2 separate regions of the Homo sapiens genome follow, and region 2 is linked to region 1. Evidence: chromatin loops called from intact Hi-C (ENCODE). Cell type or tissue: B cell. All regions are shown on one strand. Links, peaks and the distances in the headings refer to the core of each region. The heading gives the core; the rest is flanking DNA.

Region 1 (2,939 bases), core at 150-2,649:
ATGTATGAGATTTCCAGTTGTTCTATACTCTTGCCAAGACATGGTATTAACAGTTTTTAAAAATGTTGCCATTGTAATGGCTATATAATATTATCTTATGGTTTTAATTTGCATCACACTGATGACTAAATATGGTAAGCATATTTTCATATGTCATTGTATATATGTGTGTGTGTGTATACATATATATATGTATATGTATGCACATACATATATATATGTATACACACACACACATATGTATATCTTTTTTTGTGGAGTGTCTGTACAGATCTTCTCCCGTTTTCTTATTGGCTTTTTTGTCTCATTGAATTGTGAAAGTTCTTTTTGTATTTTTGAAACAAGTCATTTTTCAGATATATGTATTGTGAATATTTTCTCTGAGTCTGAGCCTTGCCCTTTAATTTTCTTAATAGTGTTTTTTGAAGAGCAGAAATTTTAAATTTTGATCAGGTTCAATTTATTGTTGTTGTTTTTTCTTTGATGGTATTTTGTGTTGAGATACTGATCTCAGTTAATTCTAGCACCATATGTTCCCAGTGATCCAAAATAGAAACGTGGTCATTCTTCATTTATCTCTTCTCTTTGTAGTCTATGTTGATTGCATCTTCTAAATCTCTCCAGGCTCCATCTACTTCTCTCCGTCTACTTCTCTCCCCCCTCACCTCAATTCATCTAGTCTAGACAATCATCTTCTATTGCCTGGTTTGCTGTAATAATGCTCTTGGGTGATCATTCAGAAATATTAACCTGATGACTATACTTTCTGCTTAAAACCCAGCAGTTGATCATCTTTGTTCTTAGAACAAATTATAAACTTTTAAATATAGTCCTTAATGATCTGGACCTAACTTACACTTCCAATTTCCTCTTTTCCTACTTTCTCCCTCTAATGTACCTCTGCTTACAATGTTCAACTTTTTAACCATGCTGAACTTTGATTATTTCTTCAAAGACTCTAGCTTTTTCTTAGTTTCATGTCCTTGGTCAAGCTATAGTCTACTCACTTGTTGTGAGTCTAGCTAGGCATCCTTTCCTCTGGGGTATTTCCCCTATGCCCAAGGCTGGATTATGTGGCCCTGACAGTGCTTTCCATTTAGTGGGGGCATACATAGACAAGTAATTATGTATTTTTAAGAAAGTGAGATAAGTACTATGGATAGAACCTTATAAAGGAAGTACTGTTAGTTGGGGAGTGTATTTTATGTTTCAAGTTATTCTTTCCAATGTGAAACCTTGCAGTTTTACCTGGGTACACTCTATATACTGCACTATGAAATCAGGACAAGGATTCTTAACGGTTTTGAACAGACATTAATCAAGGCCAGTGGGCAAAGTGGGAAGAGGCCCGTAGGGGGCAGCAGAGGACCACATACAACGAAAGTCATCGGCGGGGGCAAGTGCTTGTGCAGGGACCTCTGTAATTAGCCAGGGGGTTAAACCCTTTGCCCTTTTATCCTCCGTAGTTAATAAGGATAAAAGCTAAAGGAGTTGAGGTGTAAAAACTCACAAACACAAGTGCCTATAGAGATGTGACAAGAAACATACTTCTGTGAATGTGACCAATGAAAGACAAAAGGTGATGAAGGTCTGTGGCCAAGTTGAGAGTACATGCTCTACCTGGAGGCATGCAAGTGAATTCAAAAGCATGCAAATGAAACAGAGCTTTGCTAGGCAATCCACATGTGATATCTCTGCACATGTGCTGTGAGTTGGTTGCTCTGGGATGCTATCTGAAGAGGGTGGGAATGGCAGACCATACCAAGCCAGAAAGGAACCCCTTTTGAAGATGGAAAGGGGGCAGGAAATGTCAGCTGAGTGAGAACTAGAATCAGGACTCGAAAAAGATGGAAATGAGGATTTAGCTGAGGTCAATTATAGGGGAGTAAGTAAGGATGGTGGTCAATAGTGATGTGAGGGCTGAGGAAGAAGTGATGGAATTACTACTTATTGGGTACCTACTGTGTGTATCATCAAATACATATATGTTTGATGATATTATATATATATGTGTGTATATATATAGTACTATATATGTGTATATATAGTACTATATATGTGTATATATAGTACTATATATGTGTATATATAGTGTATATATGTGTATATGTGTATATATAGTGTATATATATACACACATATATAGTACTATATATATACACACACATATATATAACATACATAACATATCTATAACATATATGACATATCTATATAACATATATATATATAACATATATATATATCTTCTCTTAATTCTAATGACAACCCTTGGGAAGAATGAGTTATTTTCCTCATTTGCACATGAAAAAACTGTATCTCCTTATGCAAGTTCACACAGAACTCAGGCCTATCTAGCTCTAACTCCAAGTCTCTAAAGTAGGTGGGAGAATTGGTAAATCGAGGCTTGGTAATCAACCACAGGTTGGCAATAAGGTACTATTAGAGTTGTGGGCCAGTGCTTTTTAAGATTTAAAGTGCATCTGAATCCCCATGTAGGAATAAAGATTCTGACTTAGGAGGCATTGGATGAGGGTTGAGATTCTGTGTGTCTAATAAGCATTAGATGAGGCCTGAGATTCTGCGTGTCTAATAAGATAGATGATGTCCATGTTGCTGGCTCTGTAGATCTGTAGAAGCGAGGTTCCAGGCCAGGTTCAACTAGACCTGATATTGTTGCAATAGGCTTTATTGTACTCTCTAACTCAAAAGGCCAGAGTAGATTGAAGAAAGTAACTTTTATGGGGATGAGGGGCTTAATTGCACACAACCTAGTTTCTGAGCTGTGAGATCTTCTGTCAGAAGATCTGGATTTTAATCTGTCCTCCACTAATTCCTACCTGAGTGATTTTGAGCAAAGCAACTACCTTCTTGAAGAATTAGTTGCCTCATCTACATAATGAGAATAATAAAAGTATCTACTATGAAATGAATAGTAA
Region 2 (2,939 bases), core at 103-2,602, 530 kb after region 1:
TTTTATCTCTAAACAATTTGGCAATGAAAGAGTACAAAATAACTCTAGGGCAGACAGCCAAAAAATAGCAGCAGATCCCTCTTATATAGAAGACACATTCTTTGTCTTATAATCCAAACAACGCTCTAAAATGTTATTAAGTTGGGCTTAATGTTTTGTGTTTAATGTTGTGGTTGATGTCACAGGGTTTTAAAAATACATTAGTTTTTCAAGCTCCTTTTTTGGTTTATTAGACTCTATTATTCAATTCTGGGCCCCCTCTCTCTCATTCCTCTCTTCCATTTTTTTTCTCTATGATTTTCTTAAAATACTCTTAATTACCGAAAATGTATCATTTTTTCTTGGGCCATTTACTATGTTAACCCCTAGTCAGAAACCTGACTAGGAACAGAAGAAAAGGCTTAGTGGGATATATGAAGAGAGTTTTAAGAAGATAATTTATAGAGGAGTAGGCAACAAAAATGAAAAGAGTTTAAAGCCTCTGGGACCAAGCAACAGTGGGAAATTATCATCATGTTTTGGCCTAAATGGACAAGGGAAGGGACCCTTGCTGGAACCCAGTGAAGGCTATTTCCTTGAGAATGAGGCCCAGACAGAAGCTATGGCTCTAGTAGAAGAATGCAGAACCTACTGAATTGTGGACTGAATGGCAGGAAACAAAGGAAATCAATACCAAGCCACTATCTTTTTTTGCCAGACTCCATTTAATTTAACTCAAATGGAAACTCTAGGAAACAGTTTCTCTCATTCAAAGAGAAAGACAGCGAAGGATAGAGAATACACCTAGAGGTTCAAACGAAGACTATATACTACAATATAGCAACCACTCTATACCTTTGGTTGAAAAAAAAACTGTGTTCTCAAAATAGAAAAATACAAATCTTCAGTAGTTTTGTCTTGAGTTTCCACAGTTTTCCATGAATAGTGTTATCAAGTGATACGGTTTGGCTCTGTGTTCTCACCCAAATCTCATCTTAATTGTAATCCTGATATGCCAAGGGGGGACCTGCAATCCCCACATGTCGAGGGAAGGAGGTAATTGGATCATGGGGATGGTTTCTCCCATGCTGTTTTCATAATAGTGAGTGAGTTCTCTTGAGTTCTGTTGGTTTCATAAGTGTTTGACAGTTCCTCTTTCACATGCTCCCTTCTGCCACCTTGTGAAGAAGGTGCCTGCTTTCCCTTCTGCATTGATTACAAGTTTCCTGAGGCCTCCCCAGCCATGTGGAACTGTTAGTCAATTAAATCTCTTTCCTTTATAAATTACCCAGTCTTGGGTATTTTTTTTATAGCAGTGTGAAAATGGGCTAATACATCAAGCATGGGAATACTACGTGTCAATGCAGTCAACACTGATTCTGACACACCTCCTCCTTGCCCCCATTTTGTATTATAAGTTTTAATTAGGATCACTGACTCACTTCTCTTTGATTCAGTGATATTTAGATAACAAAATTGCCAGGTGACTCAATTTTCATTTCATTGAAACCAACTGTTTGCCCTGTAGAAGCACTTATCTCTTAGTCCTACAAGTTTCGAGTATATTGTCCCTAGAGTTGTAAGAAAATAAAGTCCTTAAGTGTGTTATTATTATTGGCTATAAATGTGAAGGGGCCCAATATACTTCTACCCTTTTTGTTGGTGTACCTGTGTAATCTGGCTATGTGGGAAATGGCAATACATATTGACCATTGATTTAAGGCTTAATATGTACCCTGTAGCACAGCACTTCAGCCTTTTAGAATGTTTTCTCCCAGTGTACTTTGTGAATGAGTCCTTACCATTATGCCTCATCATTCTATGGGAACTTGCACATGGTAAACAATTGAATACTTCGAGTATTAACCCATAGATGTACCTCTTTCATATAAAATATATCCTTTAGTCAAAGACAATATTGTGTGATAGACTAGGCACTCTGTAAGTCCAAAATAGTGATAATAGCATGAGCACTGAGTCACAAAAGGAAAATTCATATTCTAGTAACATATGTATTTCCTTGAGTACAACCCCTACCCCCTCCAACCCTCCAAGATAGAAACCATTCTATGTAATCAGCTTGCCATCACCAACCTGCACCTGGTGGCATGCTGTCTCCCTTCCATCCAGGAAATAGTGTCATACGGGCCTTAGTGTTAGCCCCTTGTAGGCATACAGATGATCCTTACACTCTGTGTCCATTCGAAAATGTTTATCCTCATACCTCTCTTCCAAACTGCCTTGCCAACAATCTTCTAATTTTGTTTTAGTCGAGATCCTGACCAATGTAGAACATTTTCTGAACTGTGTTATTGAATGGACACAACCAGGTACATACTCTTAACTTCACAAGACAAGATGATGTAATCTCTAGTCTTTCTTTCTTCTCTTCTCTTCCTCCATTCTTATGGCCTAAATATATATCTCCACTCAGGTTTCCAAAGCAACAAAACTTTGTGGAAACTTGACAAAATATCTATTTATTATATCTGAAACTATTCTCATATGAATAGGAAAATTATCTTCTCACTCTATTTTACAGTGCAAAAACATGATTGAATGATCGAGATAAAATGTTAGTCACAATTTCATGACGTGTTTTACCCAGAATCTGCCTGACATTAATTGCAGTATTTCTTTGTCATGCAGCTACATCTGCTGTATTCTGATCTCATCATAGCGGTGGATGAAGTGTGGCAAAATTTGTTTGTGTTTAGCTGATTAAAATTTGCTATAAAGATTCAGGCAATATGAGCTGTACACATTGATTTATGAATTTATCTACACACAGAAAAATATAACATTTGCTGTGTAAACCCTTAAAGGTTAGGAACCAGAATTTCTGTGGGTGAACACTAATGCATAACTATTGCCTGTGGAAAGTTGCTAAATAAAACGTTTACCAAATTACACTCACAAAGATGAATACACTTTTGCTTTTCTTTTCAGCCAATTATAAT

Evidence for each region. A loop is a pair of places that touch in the nucleus more often than their neighbours do. Peaks named below come from ENCODE experiments on the same cell type or tissue, not always from the same donor. Only the 100,000 strongest peaks of a DNase experiment are listed, where the experiment ranks them.
Region 2: a loop joins it to region 1, with 18 times the contacts of the local background. A loop is called at or near these places in 2 of 110 quality-filtered maps.

Annotation. Positions count from the first base shown.
Region 1 is chr6:119,741,026-119,743,964 of GRCh38, forward strand. The region is part of intron 2 of LOC105377975 (a long non-coding RNA gene); the gene reads left to right. Among named protein-coding and RNA genes, the nearest start is that of MIR3144, 270 kb to the right of the region's middle. In B cell, for the core only: CTCF peaks have their summits at 1,364 (motif pointing right) and 1,566; a DNase peak (open chromatin) is centred at 1,366.
Region 2 is chr6:120,273,592-120,276,530 of GRCh38, forward strand. No RefSeq gene overlaps it. Among named protein-coding and RNA genes, the nearest start is that of MIR3144, 260 kb to the left of the region's middle. In B cell, for the core only: no CTCF peak of the experiment used is centred there; a DNase peak (open chromatin) is centred at 1,140; H3K27ac peaks cover 824 bases.